Regions from separate parts of the Homo sapiens genome. Here regions 1, 3, 4, 5, 6 and 7 are each linked to region 2. A link is a contact called in ENCODE Hi-C or POLR2A ChIA-PET data. All regions are on one chromosome and are shown on one strand. Each heading gives the region's core, a stretch centred on a gene start or an enhancer-like site at or near the end of the contact. The rest is flanking DNA. Distances are from core to core; before and after follow the strand shown.

The links. Hi-C counts contacts between places; a loop is a spot of excess contacts on that map. ChIA-PET counts read pairs that join two places held with the same protein, here RNA polymerase II (POLR2A). Pooled maps may share reads with other maps.
Region 1: a map of gastrocnemius medialis shows a loop between it and region 2 (9-fold over the local background). The contact joins the enhancer-like site here to the promoter of GABARAPL1 in region 2. A Hi-C loop is called at or near these places in 1 of 168 maps with a recorded cell type or tissue (gastrocnemius medialis) and 3 of 50 pooled maps. POLR2A ChIA-PET finds 5 or more read pairs at or near these places in 1 of 52 experiments (activated T-cell).
Region 3: a loop to region 2 is called in a map of tibial artery, with 9 times the contacts of the local background. The contact joins the promoter of RIMKLB here to the promoter of GABARAPL1 in region 2. A Hi-C loop is called at or near these places in 4 of 168 maps with a recorded cell type or tissue (ascending aorta, naive thymus-derived CD4-positive, alpha-beta T cell, ovary and 1 more) and 15 of 50 pooled maps.
Region 4: a map of OCI-LY7 shows a loop between it and region 2 (13-fold over the local background). The contact joins the enhancer-like site here to the promoter of GABARAPL1 in region 2. A Hi-C loop is called at or near these places in 1 of 168 maps with a recorded cell type or tissue (OCI-LY7) and 5 of 50 pooled maps. POLR2A ChIA-PET finds 5 or more read pairs at or near these places in 1 of 52 experiments (MCF 10A).
Region 5: a loop to region 2 is called in a map of ascending aorta, with 4 times the contacts of the local background. The contact joins the promoter of A2M here to the promoter of GABARAPL1 in region 2. A Hi-C loop is called at or near these places in 2 of 168 maps with a recorded cell type or tissue (ascending aorta and transverse colon) and 9 of 50 pooled maps.
Region 6: a loop to region 2 is called in a map of sigmoid colon, with 5 times the contacts of the local background. The contact joins the promoter of PHC1 here to the promoter of GABARAPL1 in region 2. A Hi-C loop is called at or near these places in 2 of 168 maps with a recorded cell type or tissue (aorta and sigmoid colon) and 11 of 50 pooled maps. POLR2A ChIA-PET finds 5 or more read pairs at or near these places in 1 of 52 experiments (T-cell).
Region 7: a loop to region 2 is called in a map of naive thymus-derived CD4-positive, alpha-beta T cell, with 18 times the contacts of the local background. The contact joins the promoter of LINC01252 here to the promoter of GABARAPL1 in region 2. A Hi-C loop is called at or near these places in 1 of 168 maps with a recorded cell type or tissue (naive thymus-derived CD4-positive, alpha-beta T cell) and 6 of 50 pooled maps. POLR2A ChIA-PET finds 5 or more read pairs at or near these places in 1 of 52 experiments (T-cell).

The regions. Positions count from the first base shown.
Region 1 is chr12:11,786,746-11,789,445 of GRCh38, reverse strand. The region is part of intron 2 of ETV6 (ETS variant transcription factor 6); the gene reads right to left. Among named protein-coding and RNA genes, the nearest start is that of ETV6, 140 kb to the right of the region's middle. Within about 2 kb of position 1,390, at least 3 of the 41 ENCODE cell types and tissues checked have a DNase peak (open chromatin) inside an H3K27ac peak, as active enhancers do; they include gastrocnemius medialis, where a contact is called at or near this core.
Region 2 is chr12:10,211,459-10,214,158 of GRCh38, reverse strand. GABARAPL1 (GABA type A receptor associated protein like 1) reads right to left here and starts at 1,282. Exons shown (of 4, transcript NM_031412.4): 1 at 940-1,282. The coding sequence starts at 1,029. GABARAPL1-AS1 (GABARAPL1 antisense RNA 1) reads left to right here. Exons shown (of 3, transcript NR_170310.1): 2 at 1-105; 3 at 197-510. RefSeq lists a silencer at 1,150-1,409 and an enhancer at 1,503-2,045.
Region 3 is chr12:8,696,669-8,699,502 of GRCh38, reverse strand. It overlaps RIMKLB (ribosomal modification protein rimK like family member B), which reads right to left and starts at 1,512. Exons shown (of 6, transcript NM_001297776.2): 1 at 1,206-1,512. RefSeq lists silencers at 908-1,077, 1,608-1,707 and an enhancer at 717-1,683.
Region 4 is chr12:12,024,004-12,026,884 of GRCh38, reverse strand. No RefSeq gene overlaps it. Among named protein-coding and RNA genes, the nearest start is that of BCL2L14, 45 kb to the left of the region's middle. RefSeq lists an enhancer at 2,773-2,822. Within about 2 kb of position 1,589, at least 7 of the 41 ENCODE cell types and tissues checked have a DNase peak (open chromatin) inside an H3K27ac peak, as active enhancers do; they include OCI-LY7, where a contact is called at or near this core.
Region 5 is chr12:9,114,517-9,117,216 of GRCh38, reverse strand. A2M (alpha-2-macroglobulin) reads left to right here and starts at 1,298. Exons shown (of 36, transcript NM_000014.6): 1 at 1,298-1,453. The coding sequence starts at 1,368. It also overlaps a transcript of KLRG1 not described here.
Region 6 is chr12:8,913,164-8,915,923 of GRCh38, reverse strand. It overlaps PHC1 (polyhomeotic homolog 1), which reads right to left and starts at 1,415. Exons shown (of 15, transcript NM_004426.3): 1 at 1,097-1,415. RefSeq lists silencers at 964-1,253, 1,324-1,373, 1,424-1,533.
Region 7 is chr12:11,546,612-11,549,311 of GRCh38, reverse strand. LINC01252 (long intergenic non-protein coding RNA 1252) reads right to left here and starts at 1,282. Exons shown (of 8, transcript NR_033890.1): 1 at 952-1,282. All of the region lies in intron 2 of LOC124902877 (a long non-coding RNA gene), which reads left to right.

The DNA.
Region 1 (2,700 bases), core at 141-2,640, 1.6 Mb before region 2:
CTTGCTTCAAGGCTCATCACACCTATGGCATCTGAACTACTGAGAGGAGAGTGAGGCAGGGCGGATGAATTAGTGAAGGAGATAAAAAACCAAGTAAGAAGGACATTAAAACAAGAAATACGATCGTGGCTCACCCCTGTAATCCCAGCACTTTGGGAGGCTGAGGCGGGCGAATCGTGAGGTCAGGAGTTTGAGACTAGCCTGGCCAACATGGTGAAAACCCGTCTCTACTAAAAATACAAGAAATTAGCTGGGCATGGTGGCTGGCGCCTGTAATCCCAGCTACTCGGGAGGCTGAGGCAGGACAATCGCTTGAACCTGAGAGGCAGAGGTTGCAGTGAGCAGAGATCACACAACTGCACTCCAGTCCGGGCGACAATGTGAGCCTCTGTCTCAAAACAGCAACAACAACAACAAAAACAATAAATATACTATAAAAGCATCATTATCAACTCCAGGGAAAAAGAAAAGTGACTGGAAAAGAAGAACCATAAAAGAGTAGGTGACTCAGCTTCAAATGGCACTTATATAATCTTAATATGTAAACACTAAATTGTTCTGTCCAAAATTATGATTACGAGGATGCATCTATGGGAGGGGTTGGGGTAGGGGGAAGAAAGGACAAACTGTCATTTCCTACAGTGAAATAATGCTAGATAATATTTAGAAATGAAAAAAAAAAAAAAAAACCAATACAAGCACGTGATTTAAGAATTGGAGGAGGTGAATGACAAAAGAATCAGTTAAAAGATTTGAATGTGGTTGCCCTGGTGAGCAGGAAATCAAAAAGAAATCAAGAGTGAAGGGAGGGGAGTGGGGACATTGAAGGTGTTTGTAACAAGCCTTATACAACTGTTGGGTACTTTAAACTCCACACATCATAGTATCAGTAATTATAAGAACCAAATACAGTTATCAGAAGAGAAATGATGGCTCAGAGGAAAAGGGACTAAGAACTGAGTGCGCCAGATGCTAGGTTTCCTTTCTATTCAATTATACACATCCTCAAGAGCTCCATGACATTGCTATACTTCCTAGACCACTTTTTAACAGGTGGTGGTTCGTTTTTTTTAAAGGCAGAATTGCTGCGTTTGGTTACACACTGTGGAGGGGGAAAAAGGCCCAATTTGTGGGTGAAATATTAGTATAATTACCAGCCACATAAAAGTCTTATTAGTTCGAGATCTAAAAAAATATTTTGGAATGGTTTAGACCAATACTATGCAGTGTGACTATAGCCCTGTGCTAAACACATATTGCTGGAGTCCCTAATCCTATGGAAATGATGTCAAATGAACTGCCTGGGGACTAAGAAACAATTTATTCTTAGGCTTAATCTTTTAATGGGTATTTGTTAAAGAGATTCTTGCTTTGTTGGAGGGAAAGGCATGATGGATGAGGGCTGGACTCCTTGTAAATGTTTTCTTATTGTGCTTTACTCCCGTAATTAATGTACTTTTTTCCAGTAATACCAGGGCACTGGTGTGAAAGAAATCTGTTCAAGAATGAAAACAGATTGCTTACTGGGTCTTCTATAGGGAGGTTTCTCCTCTTTCCTTTTCTTCCTTGTATTCTTTTTAATATATTTTTGATTGGATTTGATACTGGGTGATACAACTTGGGCTTAGGGCTTTAGAAAACTGCTAATATTCTACACAATATTTTTGGCTTTGACCCAAAGCAGCAATGTCATAGACTCCATGTAAAAAAATCACTATGATCCCTTTGGCCATTTTTGGTAAAGGAAAGTATGCTGGCCTACTCCTAACTTGGCTACCTACTTGCTGTGTGATCTTGAACAAATGGCCTAACCTCTCTGACCCACCTTACTCACCTGCAAAACAAGGAGTGAGTCTCAGCCTTTTCACACCCAGAAATCTCTTACTCTAGAGCAGTACTCCCAATAGAAATGTTACCCATATAATGGAATTTAAAATATTTTAGTCCCCACAGTAAAGAGAAGTAAAAACACACAATCGACATCACTTTTAATAAAATATTTTATATAACCCAATGTATTGAAAATATCATTTAAACAGATAATCAATATAAATTAATGAAATATTCACTTTTTTATACTAAGTTTTTGAAATCTGATGTGTGGTTTACACTCACAGCGTAACTCAGTAAGGATCAGTCACATTCAAGTGCTTGAAAGCCGTATGTGGTGAGTGGCCATTATGTATTAGACAACAAAGCTATGACATTTTGAAAGATTCTGCTTACTCAAGAGCAGTTACTAGGAATAACTGATCCATTTTCACATTTATAACTCCAGCCATAAGCAGAGCAACCTCATGCTTCCACAGCTTGCTTAACCTTACAATATTGTCTCCAAATATAGAATTACCACGAGACATTTGAAATACTAAACTTGGCTCATGGGCCCCATTACTCTTTCAGACTCTTTGGGGTTTAGGGGGCATAATTGGACTAGATAACACCTTAGGGTCTTTTTCAGCTCTATCATTTAGTCATTTCAGCGTTTGATCACTGGCAACAGTATCAATTATGCAGGCACTTATCAGAGAAGAAAAAAAGCCAAGGATTTAAATAGGGAGTGGGTCATCTGCCCAGGGAGAGTACTAGAAGGGATTGGCATCTGCTCTCTTGATATGAGCCATTTCCCTCTAAGGTCATACTGCTCCTGACAGCTCTCATTAACCCTGAAAGCTGCAAAAGCAGCAAAAGGCATGGATG
Region 2 (2,700 bases), core at 33-2,532:
TCCGCTCCTCCATTTCCAAAATCCAACAGCTGCTGGTCCCCCTACCACTTAAGCCATATTCTGCCCTCCAATTCGGCTGCGCAGCCTGCATTAGAGAAACACCAGGCAAGTGGGCGGGGGAGGGGGTAATGGGGAAAACGCCCGGATGCTGAAAGATACCTAATACTTTTCTGTTCCTACTCACTGCCTGCGGTAGTTTTAACTACTTAAGCCGGTGTCCAAAACGGAGAAAAAACGTCTCAGTCCTGCCTTATCGCGACCAGGTACCAGGTGATCAGAAATCAACACGAGGAGGCTGGCTGTCCCCACACAAGCCCCGGAGCCTAGAACGATGAGGCAAGAGGGCTGTTGGGCAGAGAACGTGACCTTGTTTTCCAGGCCAGGACTGTCTTGTGCTCCCCTAACCCCCTGTAATGCAAGAAAATTACTGAATAGCTTCTGAACCTTTTCGTCCCAAGACCAATGATATGAGAGCCAAAGTCAACTTCATTAAAGGAGAACCAGCCAAGGCAGAAATCGACTGGGTTTGCGCAAACCTCACCGCACAGCACAATGTCCCTGCGTTCTTAAAGGCAGCCAATCCATGGCCCCGATCTAACCAGTCTCGCCCACAGGGGCCCTATTTTGTGCACCGCAACCCACACACGGTCTCAGCTGCTGAGACCGTGTGTGGGTTGCTGAGTCACTGAAGACGGCGGCTCGGCCCCCAAAACGCCGTCAGCCCTGAAGTGGGGTTCGGGGCCCAGGCATACGGGGTTTTAAAAGCTCTACAGTCTGGACGTCCATTGGCTCTGGCACTGAAGGGCGTTCAGGATTAAGTAATTCTCGGAACCTCCCTTCTCCAGAGCCGCCTGGGCGCCCCAGGGAAGCCATCTCGACTACCCGCCCCCGCCCCCGCGGGCCCTTCCCCTCCCATCCCCTCCGCTCCTCTACACTCACGGGGACCCTGTCCGGATATTTCTTCCGGATCTTTTCTCCTTCCTTTTTCCGATACTCAAAGGGATGGTCCTCCTTGTACTGGAACTTCATGATGCACCGCAGGGCTTCCGAGATCCCCGCGCGGGGCCTGCCTCCTTCGCCGCTGACCCTGTCCCGCTCCCTCAGCCGACGTCAAGGTGTGCTCAGAATAGCTGCAGAAACGTCCGCTCCGGGGGCAACAGCGCTGGGCCGAGTGTGCAGGGGGGGTTCGGGGCGGGGATCTCGGGTGAGCCTGCCTGGAGGTAGAGGAGAGCCAGATGGAGAAATACCGGCGGCTTTTCGCTAGAGCTGGGAGCACAAAAACAGCTGGGTGGCGCGTCGGGCTGTGACGTCACCCCGCGAGCCCCGCCCCGCCCCCCATGCGCCAGGCGCCCAGGGCAGGGGGTGGCCGAGCGCTCTGTCTCACTGCGTTTCCTTTCTGGCTAACCTTTTTCACAATCGATGTCACTGCAAACATCAAAACATTCGAGTTATGTTTTATTTTGTGACTGTGAAATTAAAGATGGTTTTAAGACAAAAAAAAGATTTAAACATGTTTTATTCCCCCTCCACTGTTTTTCTTGGTTGGGCCCCAAAACAAATACAAAAGGCGAAAATCCAGCCTTTTCCTGCTGGTTGGGATCCAGCCTCAGGAGAAAAGAGGGCCAGGCCTCCTGGGATCCCTTTGGCCAATGCAGAGCTGTCCCGTGCTTGCACCGTGCCCTCTGCGCGTTCCGCTGCCCCTCCCGCGGCCCTCCTCCCGCGCTGGCGTCACAGTGTTTGGGCGGTGCCGCAGTTCGCTCCTGAACAGCAACATAAACAGAGCGTGACTCAGGAATCTGAAGAGAGGAGTCAGATGAAGGACACGGAGTGTAATCAAAGTCTAAAGGAGACATGATGTCAGTAAGGACTACCGAGGGCTTCACGTACAATCAAATATAGAAATGATTCACTTTCTAGCCGGGCGCGGTGGCTCACGCCTGTAATCCCAGGAGGCCGAGGCGGGCGGATCACCTGAGGTCAGGAGTTCGAGACCAGCCTGACCAACATGGAGAAACCCTGTCTCTACTAAAAATACAAAATTAGCTGGGCGTGGTGGCGCATGGCTGTAATCCCAGCTACTCTGGAGGCTGAGGCAGGAGAACCGCTCTAACCCGGGAGGCGGAGGTTGCGGCGAGCGGAGATCACGGCGTCGCACTCCAGCCTGGGCAACAAGAGCGAAACACCGTCTTACAGAAAAAGAAAGGAAGGGAGGGAGGGAGGGATTCACTTTCTGCCATAAACTCAGAAAGGGGGCTCGTCTTCTGGAAAAGAGAGTATCAAGCAATTTAGGTGATGACCTCAGTTGTTCCCCCACATCTTATTTAGTTCCAGTGGTTAGGTATCCCTCACGTGACTAGAAAGCGCTGCCTGGAATGCTAGTAGAAGATTGGGCATTAGGGCAGGTGAGGCGAAGCCTCGTTCTGGATTTCCCCACCTAGAGTCAAAGAAGAAAGACCTTCCAACCAGTACTGTAGGGCAGCGACAGGGAGGACTGTGGAGTTTGCAAAGAAAAAGAACAGTGAAAAGGGGCTGCGTTGCCCATACAAGTCGGGTGAGTTCTGATAAATATTAGATAACAGCAGCCCCGTGGCCTATCTTCTTCAGTCGGGGTCTCAGTGTCTCTAATTTTAAAAACACCCACAGGGGGCCAGGCGCGGTGGCTCACGTCTGTTCTCCCAGCACTTTGGGAGGCCCAGGCCG
Region 3 (2,834 bases), core at 263-2,762, 1.5 Mb after region 2:
ATGTTAAATCTCTGAGACCGGAATTTCAGAGAGTGTTTTATTCCAAATGAATATCTTAAAAGTATTCTCATAATTGCTTTTAAGAAATCATTTTTTAAAATAGAAGAAATGACCTTTAAGGTACCCAATATTGTGAAAGTAACAAAAATGAGATTTAAAAACATTTCAATTTAAATGGTTATAGTTAATAATTAAGAACACCCATAAATATAATGAACATACCAAGCCCACAAAAAAAAATCTGCATAGTAGGCTGCCCATATACTTTCTATACCTATTTAGAGTTGAACCTAACTCCACAAAGATGTGGTAACAATATATATAACTAATGGGAAAATGACAGCATACTGAAAGAATTTACATAGCAGTTGCATTGAGCATGGTTAGTGCAATAACCCCTCACAGAACAGAATTACCACCCCATCGCTATTCGCCAATACAAATGGGATAAAACAGTGAAATAACAAATGTGTGATCAGAGATAAGGACATATTAATAAGGGGAGATTGAAATTATTACCACTCTGGTTTGGGTTTTTTTTGGGGGGGGGTGAGGGGCAAGTAGTGTAATATTTACATCATGCTCAAATTTTTAAAGAATCAAAACTGGACAAGCAATTATTTGGTCATCCCCTTCTCATTCAGAGACTGTCAAAGGAAAAGATGGAATGACTGTCACACTCTCTAAAATTTACACGTAAGGAGGAAAACGTGGAATCGAATACAGTAGCTGCGGGACCGCACCACGTGATCCTCCTCCCGCGGTCGCTCCATAGAATTTGTGGGAAGGGGGGGGAGGGGGAGTGTCGCCGCAATCCCGAGGACAGGTCAGCAGCCCGCGGGTCCGACTCCAGCCGGCGTTCCCGGGGTTACCACACCCCCTCGCCGGCGGGGAAACCATACTCCTTACACGCCCGAAGTCGCCGCCCCCTCGACACGGCTCGCCCGGTCGCACGCACACGCCACGGGCCGGCGCCTCCCGGCACACGCGCGAAGGCCGGGCCCCGCCTCGCTCCCCACCGACTCCGCGGAGCGGCGACCACCGGCCTCAACTAGCCCCGGACCCCGGGCGCGCTCGGGCCGGTCCCCTCCCCGGCCCAGCCCCCGCTAATCGGGGGATCCATTCCGCTGAACTCGCCCACTCGGGAGGGCGCGCCTTCGCCTCACTGCTCTACACCCGAGGGCAACAGCGGTCGTACCGCTCACCTGGGTCGGGGGGCTCCTCCCTCGCTCTCGGCCGACTGAGCCGGGCTGGGGCCTTCGAGGAAGCGCGGGCCGCCGGGCGGCTGGAAGTGGGGGAAGGAGAGGAGGGGGAGGGGGTCGGGATACCGGGAGCCGCCTCCTTTCTCCTCCGCCGACTGCGGCTCCCGCAGGCTGGCCGGGCGTCCTCGCACACTCGCCCAGTTTCTCACAGCCTCGCGTCCCGTCAGCTTCTCCCTCACCCCACTCCCACACACTCTCACTCCCACACACTCACACCCGGCCGCTCCTCGTTCCCTCACTCGCCTGCCGCGCGCGCGCGCGACCCCGCTCACACACAGCGCGCGCGACGCCGGCGGAGACCGCCCCGCTCCCTCAGACCGAACGCCGCCCGCCCGCTTGCTGAGGAGCGGCGCGCGCCCCGGCCCCGCCCTCCTGGCGCCGCGGCGCGGCGGGCGGGGGGCGGCGGCCGGAGGAGCTGGGGGCCGGGCCAGCGCGCCGAGCACTGCCGAGCGGATCTGACACCTGCGTCGAGAGCCGCCCTCCCAGCTCCTCGCCCGCACCCGAGCCATCGCTGGCCTCGGGGGAAGAGAGGCGATGGATCGCGCGCGGGGAGCGAAAAGGGAGCGCGAGGGCGCTCCGAGGACGCGCCTCCCCACCCGCCCCCAAACCGTCTTCACTGAGAAAGGGAAACGGATGGGGGGGGTGGGGGGCGAGGTTTGCTCCCAACTCGAAACCGCGAGATTAGTCCCTTCCGTTGTACGCCCTCCCCGCCCTCACATTCCCTGCTTAGGCCCCATCAATCTGCGCCTGGAACCCCGACACGAGCCCCCTACCCCCTCGGGCGCAGGGTCCTGCCGGCATCCCGACGCCTCCCGCCCAGCCCTTCCGCCGGCCGCCGCCCGGAGTCTCCGCTTACGGTGGTTCCTCCCTCCGGTAGGCAAAGATATGGAGACAAAGATCATTCATACCTAGAAGGTCTTTATCCGGGACTGGAGTAAAGACAGTACCTCTGTATATTGAGAGGCAAATTTAAAACCACATGATAAATTTCCTGGCTGAAGCGGGTTTGGAGATACAGGCGGGGTGGATAGCGCCAGCTCTGCCCCCTAGAAACCGGCGTAAACCTTGGACAAGTTAGTTGCTACGCTTCCTCTGAGCCTTTGTTGTGAAAAGATAAAAGAGTACAGTCCGGAGTCGTTGTGAGAATGAAATGAGATATTTTAAGAGCATTTTGTAAATTCTAAAACTATGTATAAAAAATAAAAGTATAGCCCAAAGGAGGCTAAGAATATGAATGTTCAACTACGCTATTACATTTTCTTAAGGAGAAAAAAAAAGGGCTACAGACGACCTCCCAGGTTTACATGGAAGATTCACTTCCAAATAACTTCAGTCACCAGAGACACCAGGTGTGAGGTACGGTAATGTGCTCACCAGTTTGCCTTCTTGCTGGTCTCAGCCCTGTCTCAGTGACCTCAGCCAACAACTTTTCACTGCTCCTCTCCCAGTCAATTGACAATATAATTTCATTTTCTGCTTTTAAAAAATTTTTTGACTAATTTCCTTCAGCGTCTCGAGAGTCCTTTAAAAGATGTAGCATAACCCAGGGTGGTAACTTCTGGATCCAGACTG
Region 4 (2,881 bases), core at 340-2,839, 1.8 Mb before region 2:
AAGCTCTATTCTTTTATTCTAGTCCTTTTTTGCTCTGTGTGCATCAGCTTGGATAATTTTTATTATTCTGTCTTCATGTCTACTAATCTTTTCTTTTGCAGTGTCTAATCTTCTGTTAAGCCCATCTTGTGACTTATTTCAGTTATTTTAGATACATATATAAACATATTTTTTAGACAGAATCTTGCTCTGCTGCCCAGGCTGGAGTGCAGTGGTGCAATCTCGGCTCACTGCAACCTCTGCCTCCCGGATTCAAACGATTCTCCTGCCTCAGCCTCCCTAGTAGCTGGGATTACGGGCTTCCACCACCACGCCCAGTTCTTTTTTTTTTTTCTTGATTTTCAGTAGAGACACAGTTTCACCATGTTGGCCAGGCTGGTCTTGAACTCCTGGCCTCAATGATCTGCCCGGCTGGGCCTCCCAAAGTGTTGGGATTACAGGTGTGAGCCACCGTGCCCAGGCAGTTATTGTAGATTTTTGAGTCCCATGATTTTCATCTTGTTTCTTTTCATAATGTCTATTTTCCAATGAGTAACTGTTTTTCATTCCTTATGTCCACTTTTTCCCTTTAAATTCTTCAATATATTTAGTCATTTTAAAGTTTTTCTTTGCTAATTCCATCTGTATCACCTCTGGGATTCTTTCTATTGGCTGCTTTCTATACTACTTGTTTCCTCCTTGTTACACATTGAGTAATTTTTTATTACATGTCAAACATTATGGTTTTATTATCTTCCTGTAAGGATCATTGCATTTGTTTTGGCAGGTGGTTAATTTATTGGTGGATCCGCTTGGATCCATTATTGAGTGTTGTAATTTGGCTTTGTTTTGATGGGTCCAGTGCAGCCTCTCTCTAGTGCTGGGGTGGCCCAGCTCCACAGGTGTGGCCTTTCCCGGGCCTCTGTTGAAAGCCCAGGCTGTTCATCAAGCTCTTTCCACCATGGACACTGAGAACACAGTGTCTCTTCCCACCATGTGACCTCTGGAATCTCTGTTCAGTGCACAGCTCCTACTACCTATTCTCTCTCTCTCTCTCTTTTTTTTCTTTTTTTAAGAAACAGGGTCTCACTCTGTCACCCAGGCTGGAGTGCAGCAGCACAATCTTAGCTCACTGTAGCCTGAAGCTCCTGGGCTCAAGGGATCCTCCTGCCACAGCCTCCCAAGTAGCTGGAACTATAGGTGCATGCCACCACACCTAGCTAATTTTTAAAATTTTTTGTAGAGATGAGGTCTTGCTATATTGCCCAGGCTGGTTTTGAACTCCTGGGCTCAAGCGATCCTCTTGCCTCAGCCTCTCCTAAGATGCTGGGATTACAGGCATGAGCTACTGCACCTTGCCCCTGCTACCTATTCTCTACTAGGCTTTGTGAAAACATTACCCTGTACATGTGCAGTTTTGTTTTCAACTAGATTCAGGTGGTCTCCTCTGCAGATTTTTGGATTTCTGCTCTGTGCAGCTCCTGCCTCTCTCGTACCCTGTCCCACACACTCAATCCCTGCAGCAGCCCTAACCTTCGGTCTCTTTCCTCCATCCTCAGTTTGGGCTCCACTTCCGCGTGCTGTGGTTGGAAAGCCCCAGGCAGGAGGCCAGAGTAAATGTGGGTTTCACCTCTTGTGTTTCTTCTCTCAAGCATCACATCCCTGCACCATCTGTAGCGTTGCACCTGAAAACAGTTTCATATAATTCGTCCAGTTTTATTGTTGTTTATGGCAGGAGGGCACAACCAATACCCCTTACTGTGTCGTGGTGACAACCACAAGTTAGACCAGACATCATTAGTTTATTTTATAGTTAAGGGAACTGAGGCTCAGAGCACAGAAGCACTTTGCTCAAGATCATCTGGGAACCAGCTGAGTAAGGGCTAGGACTCAGGTTAGAGCCTATTAGAGCCCCATTAGGGGCTCTTGACGTTACTTCCACTTTTTGTTTCCCACTTTCCTTTCCTATCTTGTTCCCCTTCGAGGAGAATATACGGTCATCTTGTGTCCACCTTGGTGTCCCCATTTCTGTCATATTTCACATTGACTCTCATTTTCACGGCTTTGAACTTTGCTCTGTCTTATCTGGAAAATTCTATATTTTAGACCTCCTCCCCTTTTTGCTTCCATTTTTGTCAGAATATCTATGTTGCTTATCAATTATTGTATTTTCTCAGTATCAAGCACCGTGCTTGGCACGTAGACATCTCTTGATAAATGTTTGTCGATGGGACCAAGGAAGAAATGAGTATCATTTTATCCTTTTTTTTTTTTTTTTTGAGACAGAGTCTCACTTCTTTCACCCAGGCTGGAGTGCAGTGGTGCGATCTCAGCTCACTGCAACCTCTGCCTCCCAGGTTCAAGTGATTCTCGTGCCTCAGCCTCAGTAGCTGGTATTATACAGGTGTGTGCCACGATACCTGGCTAATTTTGTGTATCTTTAGCAGAGACAGGGTTTTGCTATTTTGGCCAGGCTGGTCTCAAACTTCTGGCCACAAGTGATTCACTCGCCTTGGCCTCCCAAAGTGTTGGGATTACAGGCGTGAGCCACTGCGCCTGGCCTTATTCATCTTTTGACCCTTTTCCGCCATGTGTCATTGAAAACAGGTGCGCTGTGAGGTCCAGGTGAGGAGCAAAAGTCTGCAGGCGTTGGCAGGGAGAGCCCCTGGCATGGTGTGCCCTTCACACACAGCCAGAACATGCTTGTCTCTTGATACGGGCTGTTGGCTGAGAATTCATGCATTTCTTTGTTATTCTTGTCATACTGGAATTAACCTACAGCCTTTTTTTCGCTTTCTATATCTTTCCTTCTCCTGGCAACAGTTTCATAAAGATCCCTTTCATTATCCATTTCAATCATGCCACTAAGATCTATCCACTTCTTTCTTTTAATTTTATCATC
Region 5 (2,700 bases), core at 49-2,548, 1.1 Mb after region 2:
CTTTCTGATTTGAAGTATCAGAAAGGAATATTTCCTCCATACCAAATAGTTTTCATTTCATGCATGTGCCGTGATTCTTCTCCCTCCTTTGCATCTGTCATTCGTTATGCTTAGAAAGCTCTTTTCATCTCTTTGTTCTTCGAGACAACCACTACTCATACTTCAGAGCTTAATTTACATTTTGCTTTCCCTCAAAATTTTTTTAAAAGGTTCCAGGTCTGGGTTATGTGCTCTCTTATGTGCTCCCAGAGCATCCTGAACTTCTGCAATAATATGTTTGGCTACTGTATTTTATACAGTAGTTTTATATTGTATTTTATACTGTATTTTATACAGTAGGTGTTATATTGTATTTTATACAGTAGTTGTTTTTCTGTCTGTTTTTGCCCCAACAAGAATGTAAAATCTTTAAGTGCCTGTTTTCATACTTATTTGACCACCCTATCTCTAGAATCTTGCATGATGTCTAGCCCTAGTAGGATCAAAAAATACTTACAAAGCAACTGAATAGCTACATGAATAGATGGATGAATAAATGCATGGGTGGATGGATGGATTAATGAAATCATTTATATGACTTAAAGTTTGCAGAGGAGTATCATATTTGGAAGGCAGTAAGGAAGTCTGTGTAGTCGATGGTAAAGGCAATTGGGAAGTTTGTTAGGCACAATAGGTCAAAATTTGTTTTTGAAGTCCTGTTACTTCACGTTTCTTTGTTTCACTTTCTTAAAACAGGAAACTCTTTTCTATGATCATTCTTCCAGGGCCTGGCTCTTCATCTGCAACCCAGTAATATCCCTAATGTCAAAAAGCTACTGGTTTAATTCGTGCCATTTTCAAAGAGGACTACTGAATTCTGATGTGGCTTCAAACATTTAGGTTAGGCATATCTAATGGAGAACTTGCAGCCACACTGACTTGTAGTGAAATATCTATTTTGAGCCTGCCCAGTGTTGCTTAAATTGTAGTTTTCCTTGCCAGCTATTCATACAAGAGATGTGAGAAGCACCATAAAAGGCGTTGTGAGGAGTTGTGGGGGAGTGAGGGAGAGAAGAGGTTGAAAAGCTTATTAGCTGCTGTACGGTAAAAGTGAGCTCTTACGGGAATGGGAATGTAGTTTTAGCCCTCCAGGGATTCTATTTAGCCCGCCAGGAATTAACCTTGACTATAAATAGGCCATCAATGACCTTTCCAGAGAATGTTCAGAGACCTCAACTTTGTTTAGAGATCTTGTGTGGGTGGAACTTCCTGTTTGCACACAGAGCAGCATAAAGCCCAGTTGCTTTGGGAAGTGTTTGGGACCAGATGGATTGTAGGGAGTAGGGTACAATACAGTCTGTTCTCCTCCAGCTCCTTCTTTCTGCAACATGGGGAAGAACAAACTCCTTCATCCAAGTCTGGTTCTTCTCCTCTTGGTCCTCCTGCCCACAGACGCCTCAGTCTCTGGAAAACCGTGAGTTCCACACAGAGAGCGTGAAGCATGAACCTAGAGTCCTTCATTTATTGCAGATTTTTCTTTATATCATTCCTTTTTCTTTCCTATGATACTGTCATCTTCTTATCTCTAAGATTCCTTCCAGATTTTACAAATCTAGTTTACTCATTACTTGCTTACTTTTAATCATTCTTCCCCAACTCTCTGAAGCTCTAATATGCAAAGCCTTCCTAAGGGGTGTCAGAAATTTTTAGCTTTTTAAAAGAATAAATTTTAGATATTCACATTCATATTGATCTACTTGAGACCATGCTATTTATCTTTTCTTATTTCCTCTTTCTCAAGGGTCCATTTTCTATTTTATAAAAATAAAGACAATTCTCTCCCACAACCAAACATGGAACAATGCCCTGGAGTATAAAAATCTATAGAGTGCCAAATAAAGGAACAATTTGAAATACTGGTGTTGATATTGAAAAAGCAAGGGACTCTAATGTCAGAAGAGAAATCCTTTTGCAGATGAGGTGGTGATGAATTCTTTGTTTCAACACAACTGAAGGAGGAACTGAAGGAAATACCAGCTGATGAGTGATGAGAAGGGATTCTTGATAATAGAGTACTAGGTGATTTTTGGCATGTAATGCAGAAGTTGCAAGAAGTGGTAACAATGATGCAATTGTTTTACCTGCCATTTATTTACTTTTATGTGAGCCATTCTTCTTAGCACTTATAGCTACACAAAACAAAAATAGTAACAGAATTAATGTTGTTTAATTCTTGCAATCCATGGATGCATAAATTCACTGGGGGAAAAAACAGCTCATCATTCTCATTAAAGATGTGCTTCAAAAGTATTTTAATTTTATATCTAATATGTATGAATCATACTTTGTATTTATTTTGTTTTGATCAGTTATATACAAGTATTTTTGAACATAGCTCAGTCAGAAGGAAATGTTTAATATTTATAAATTTATGGTTACATTCTATTTAAAAGAGGAGTTAAAGTTAAATTTACCTACCCACATATGTTACATATATATGTATTTATGTATATGTATTCATATATGTATATATGTGAACATAAGTATACATACGTATATGTATAGATGCTTGACAATAAAGAAGTAAGAATAATTCACAACATTTTTTGAAATATAAAAATTTAGGATAAATTTCTGTATGGTAATTGGCATGGAAATTCAAATTCAAAAAGGAAAAAAGAAGAGAAAGATATTAAATATCAGACCATTAAAAGAATTTTT
Region 6 (2,760 bases), core at 166-2,665, 1.3 Mb after region 2:
CATTCACATGTGAAAATACAAACCGTATGACCCCTCGTCTTCCCAAACCTGAATTCTGATTAATAATTTTTTTTGGATTGTGAACTAGAAATAAAAATGTAAAGGGACCAACTTAAAAGTCTCAATAAAATCAAGGGAAACTGCCACCAAAACCAGGATTCCTGGATCCCGGGCACATAAATGTATTCATTTGTGATCAACATTATGACTACAAGATTAAATATAAAAAATGGAGACAACAAACAGTTTGGGCAGCACCAGGTATCAAAATTTTCCAAATTAAACTGGAAGACAGTGAGAAGCTGATCCACAGATGCCCCCAGAGTAGCTAAGCCATGGTCATCTTAAAAGGTAGCATGTGGGCATACATGGGGTTGGGTAGGCGCACAGACCTACCGAAGGGAGTTAGAATGGGACATTGAGGTGGACTTAGCATTGGGCCGAGAGTTGGAGAAAGTCAATATCCCTAAGCACGAAACTCTTATCATGCAGAAAGGATGGGACATAGGAAGGGGGACGGGAGAAGGGGGTGGTTCAGGGAAGACTGTGCCAAAGACACGGTAATAATCAAGAGAACAGGGAGTAGACGCCCAAGGGTCCTCGTTCTATATAGAACCTTGATGAAAATGATGTTTCAAAGAGAAATCAAATACACTGGGGGAAGGGGGTGGATCCAGTGGTGCGCCGGGAATGAACTGACCCAAGTGAGCTGGGACATGTGCATACAGAGAGCAGAGGCAGAAGTCAAGGAACTGGAGGCTGAGGAACCCAGCGGACCACGAAAGCAGGGAGATAACTAGACAGCATGCTCGGCTGGAAGGACCAAAGTCAGAGAAGGAAAAATGAATAAGAAAATGAGCAGTCAGAGGCAGCTAGGGTGACGGACAGACAGCATGAAGCGCAGCAGAATGAATAGCCAGAAGACTCGGACAGGCAGAGCCGAAGGACCGCAGAGCTCAGCGCCGGAGGTAGGCAGGGAAAGCAACTGGGGGAGGTACCTGGGGCGTTACACAGATGGAGGTGGCTGAGGATACATCCCCGCGCAGCCAAGCCCCCAGAGGTCCTGCCCCTCCCCGGCCCTCGGTCGCCCGGTTACCTTCTCGCCTGGCTGTGCACCCAAGTCTTCCCCGGGGGCGTCCACCTCATGTGCCGGGGTCCCCAGTCGCCAGGCTGGGCTGGGGGCTCGCTCGGCCTCCGCGGCGGGCTCCCCTCGCCTCCTCCCCTTCCTGGAGGGGCGGGGGCGCCGAGGGCGGGGTGGGAGGCGCCCGGCGCGACCGCGGCTCCCCGCCCCTCCCGCCGCTCCGGGTGCGGGCCCGGCCGCGGCTCAGCCAGGCCTCCGGGGCTCGCTCCGGGCCTGTCACTTCCTGCCCGGCCGAGAAGGTGGGGGCCGCAGGCCAGGGGCTGCGGGCCGGGCTGGAGGAGGGGGCTGCGGGGAGGTGCTTCCGGGGCAGCCGGACCCCCCCCCCGCCGTCCCTCCGCCTCCCCTCGGCGCCCTCCGCCCCCTCCCTCCCGCGCGTCCCTCGTTTCCTGCCGGCGCCCGTTGCCATGGCGACGCAGCTCCCGGGCCTCTGCGCTCCAGGCCCAGGGGTTTTTTCCTCTCTTGCTCTCTTTCTCCTCTTTTTTACCCCCTTCTTTCTCTCCGAGTTCTGCTCGCCGGTTGGAAGGACGAAACTAAGAAAGTGCTGGCCTCTAGTGGGGAACGCACCTCTCGGAGAGGAGAGGGAGATGGGAGAAGGGAGGGAAGTGACGTGAGACGGGGAGAAAGAAGGTATTTTCTGGAGCTGCTGGGAATAAGGGGTAGAAAGAAAGGATCAAAGGGACCAACAGACAGAGAGGGAGAAAGAGCAAAGCAACGACCCCTAGAGAAACGATAGACTGGGAAAAGAAATGAAGCAAAGGAAAGGAAGGAAAAGGCGAGAAAAACTTTGAGAATGAGAGAAAGGAGAGAGAAGGTTGATTGTTTAATCCCTCACCTCAACTCCAAGAAGGCGGGAAAGAATGCTGCAGAAACAGCTAACCCATTAGGAGTTGACTTCATTTTCAAAGCAGCAACCTAATGTAACTTCCTTTGGATAGCATTTAAGTTTGTCATTTCAGGGATTTGTGTGTGCTTCGATTTCAATATGTATATGAGTTCGAATGACAAAAACGGGAAAAGGCCAGAGTATAACGAGATGTAGAACAATGGGGCTGTCTCTGGGAACACTAAACATTTGATAGGGGAGCCGTTGTCGTTGTATTTATGATATCAACTTACCGGTTTTTAATTACTCTCTCATCGTTCAACATTCAATAAATATTTATAGAGCGTCTACTATGTGCTAAACCGTGGAAGCTTGGATTGCATCAGTGCACGAAACAAAGATAACTGCCTTACTGCCTTCATTAACCTTTACAGAAGGGTCTGGGGGATGCCTCGTGGATTAACAACTGGGATTGATGCCTTTTCTCTTGCTCTCAGTCTTTTCCTAACCTCTATCCTAAACAGTTATTTTCTCTGTCAATCCACTCTTCCTTTTCTCCTTTAAAAGCCCATGCATGGTTTGTTTATAGAGAAAAAAACAGAAGTGTTATCTTTGCTTATAAATTATATCCATTTAGATTTTGCTTTGAGAGAGGAGTATTTGGACTCCAAGGTCTTTCATTTGTGGCAGCCAGATTAAAATCGGAGAACAATTTCTGCCAGGCTTCTAGGAACTAGTCAGACAGGTATGTGAGGGAAGAAACCGGAGGGCAGCCAAAGGACTGGAAAAGCGAAGA
Region 7 (2,700 bases), core at 33-2,532, 1.3 Mb before region 2:
GAGGGGACTATACAAGGGCGTGCATTCTGAGAGGTGTGGTTCATTGGAGAAATCAAAGTAACAGTGTGCAGTGAGATTTATTAGATCATTTCATGTATCATAATAAAAGACATTGAATTTCTGATGAAGGATTTCGAATGTGGTAAAATAATTCAGTGGGAACCCAACGCAGTACCTTGAAAGAGAGTTACCTTGGGTCAAGTACAATAATTGGCACTCAGACCTGACACTTCCTTTTCAATAGACTAAATTCACCATGCAGCAATTATTGGAGCTAACAAAGTGTAATCTGTATTGGAAGAGAGTTATTGAAACCAGTATTTAAAAACATTATAGCAGAACTCTTCAAATAAATTCTTATATTAACACAGAAACAAGTATGGCAGAATACTCACGGTTATTTTATTTAAAGTTGGGTTTTTCGAGTACCCTCTATTTTCATGTATTTTGGGAAATTTTAGTAATGAAAGCAAATAGTGAAACAGAATTAAATATCCATTTTATAAAATACGACAAACAAGAGGAGAGCGGCTCTGAATTCCACCCCTGTGGAATTCAGGACTGCCATAGAGCGTATTTTCAAAACTGTTGATTTTGACAAGGCTGACTAGGAGATGCCCTAGAAGCCCCAGGTATGTGTTTCAGTATGATTCTGGCAACGCTGACTTAAAGCACTAAGTAGAATCAGTAGCCTACAGTGGATACTGCCCCATAAGGAGTGACGGGGGAAACGTTGCTGATTAAATAAATGGTCTTTTGAATTGGGCTGATGGTAGATGCTATAACTGAAGTTGCAAACCACACTGGGTTCGTTTGCTAGGGCTGCTGTAATAAATGACCACAAGCTGGGTATCTTAAAACAGCAGAAAGTTACTCTCTCACAGTTCCGGAGGCCAGAGGTCTGAGATCCGGGTGCTGGTGTGTCCGGAATCGGTGGGTTCTTGGTCTCACCGACTTCAAGAATGAAGCCGCGGACCCTCGCGTGAGTGTTACAGTTCTTAAAGGCGGCGTGTCCGGAGTTTGTTCCTTCTGATGTTCAGATGTGTTTGGAGTTTCTTCCTTCTGGTGGGTTCGTGGTCTCGCTGGCTTCAGGAGTGAAGCTGCAGACCTTCGCGGTGAGTGTTACAGCTCATAAAGGCAGTGTGAACCCAAAGAGTGAGCAGTAGCAAGAGTTATTGCAAAGAGCGAAAGGACAAAGCCTCCACAGTGTGGAAGGGGACCCGAGCGCGTTGCCACTGCTGGCTCGGGCAGCCTGCTTATATTCTCTTATCTGGCCCAACCCACATCCTGCTGATTGGTAGAGCCAATGGTCTGTTTTGACAGGGCGCTGATTGGTGCGTTTACAATCCCTGAGCTAGACACAAAGGTTCTCCACGTCCCCACCAAACTAGCTAGATACCGAGTGTCCACACAAAGGTTCTCCAAGTCCCCACCAGAGTAGCAAGATACAGAGTGTCCATTGGTGCATTCACAAACCCTGAGCTAGACACAGGGTGCTGATTGGTGTGTTTACAAACCTTGAGCTAGATACAGAGTGCCCATTGGTGTATTTACAATCCCTGAGCTACACATAAAGGTTCTCCACGTCCCCACCAGACTCAGGAGCCCAGCTGGCTTCACCCAGTGGATCCCCCACCGGGGCTGCAGGTGGAGCTGCCTGCCAGTGCGGTGCCGTGTGCCTGCACTCCTCAGCCCTTGGGTGGTCGATGGGACTGGGCTCCGCGGAGCAGGGGGTGGCGCTTGTCGGGGAGACTCCGGCTGCACAGGAGCCCACGGAGGTGGGGGAGGCTCAGGCATGGCGGGCTGCAGGTCCCGAGCCCTGCCCCGCGGGAAGGCAGCTAAAGCCTGGCGAGAAATTGAGCACAGCAGCTGCTGGCCCAGGTGATAAGCCCTTCACTGCTCGGGCTGGTGGGGCCGGCCTGCCGCTCCGAGTGCTGGGTCCGCCGAGCCCACGCCCACCCGGAACTCGCGCTGGCCCGGAAGCACCGCGCGCAGCCCCTGTTCCCGCCCGCGCCTCTCCCTCCACACCTCCCTGCAAGCTGAGGGAGCCGGCTCCGGCCTTGGCCAGCCCAGCAAGGGGCTCCCACAGTGCAGCGGTGGGCTAAAGGGCTCCTCAAGTGCCGCCAAAGTGGGAGCCCAGGCAGAGGAGGCGCCGAGAGCGAGCAGGGCTGTGAGGACTGCCAGCACGCTGTCACCTCTCACTGGCAGGGTTAGGTTTTTCTGGGGGCTGTGAGAGAGAAACCAGTCTGTGCGTCTCTTTGGCATTCCTGGGCATCCCTCCAGGCTCCGCCTGTGCTGTCACACTGAGTTCCCCCTGTGTGTCTGCTTTCTCCTCTTATAAGTGATATAGGAGTTAAGAAGAAATTATTTAGGCAGATAGTGAGGGTAAGGAAGTCCTCAGTAAGGTTTTCCTTTTAATGAAAAGCAGCCCTCAAATCGTTTTCTTTTCTTACAATGAGCAGCCTGTAAAATCAAGCTGCAGACATAGACAAGCAAGCTAGAAGCTTGCACGGGTGAATGCCAGCAGCTGTGCCAATAGGAAAAGGCCACCTGGGACTAGGCATGTCCAACTTCGTATACTTGGTCATCATTTCCTACATTCTCACACAGAAGAGAGCACTCAAAAAATAGTTTTGAGAATCATTTGCTAATGATTTAATACTATTATAAGGGAATAAAAGACTTTTCTTTTAAATGAGT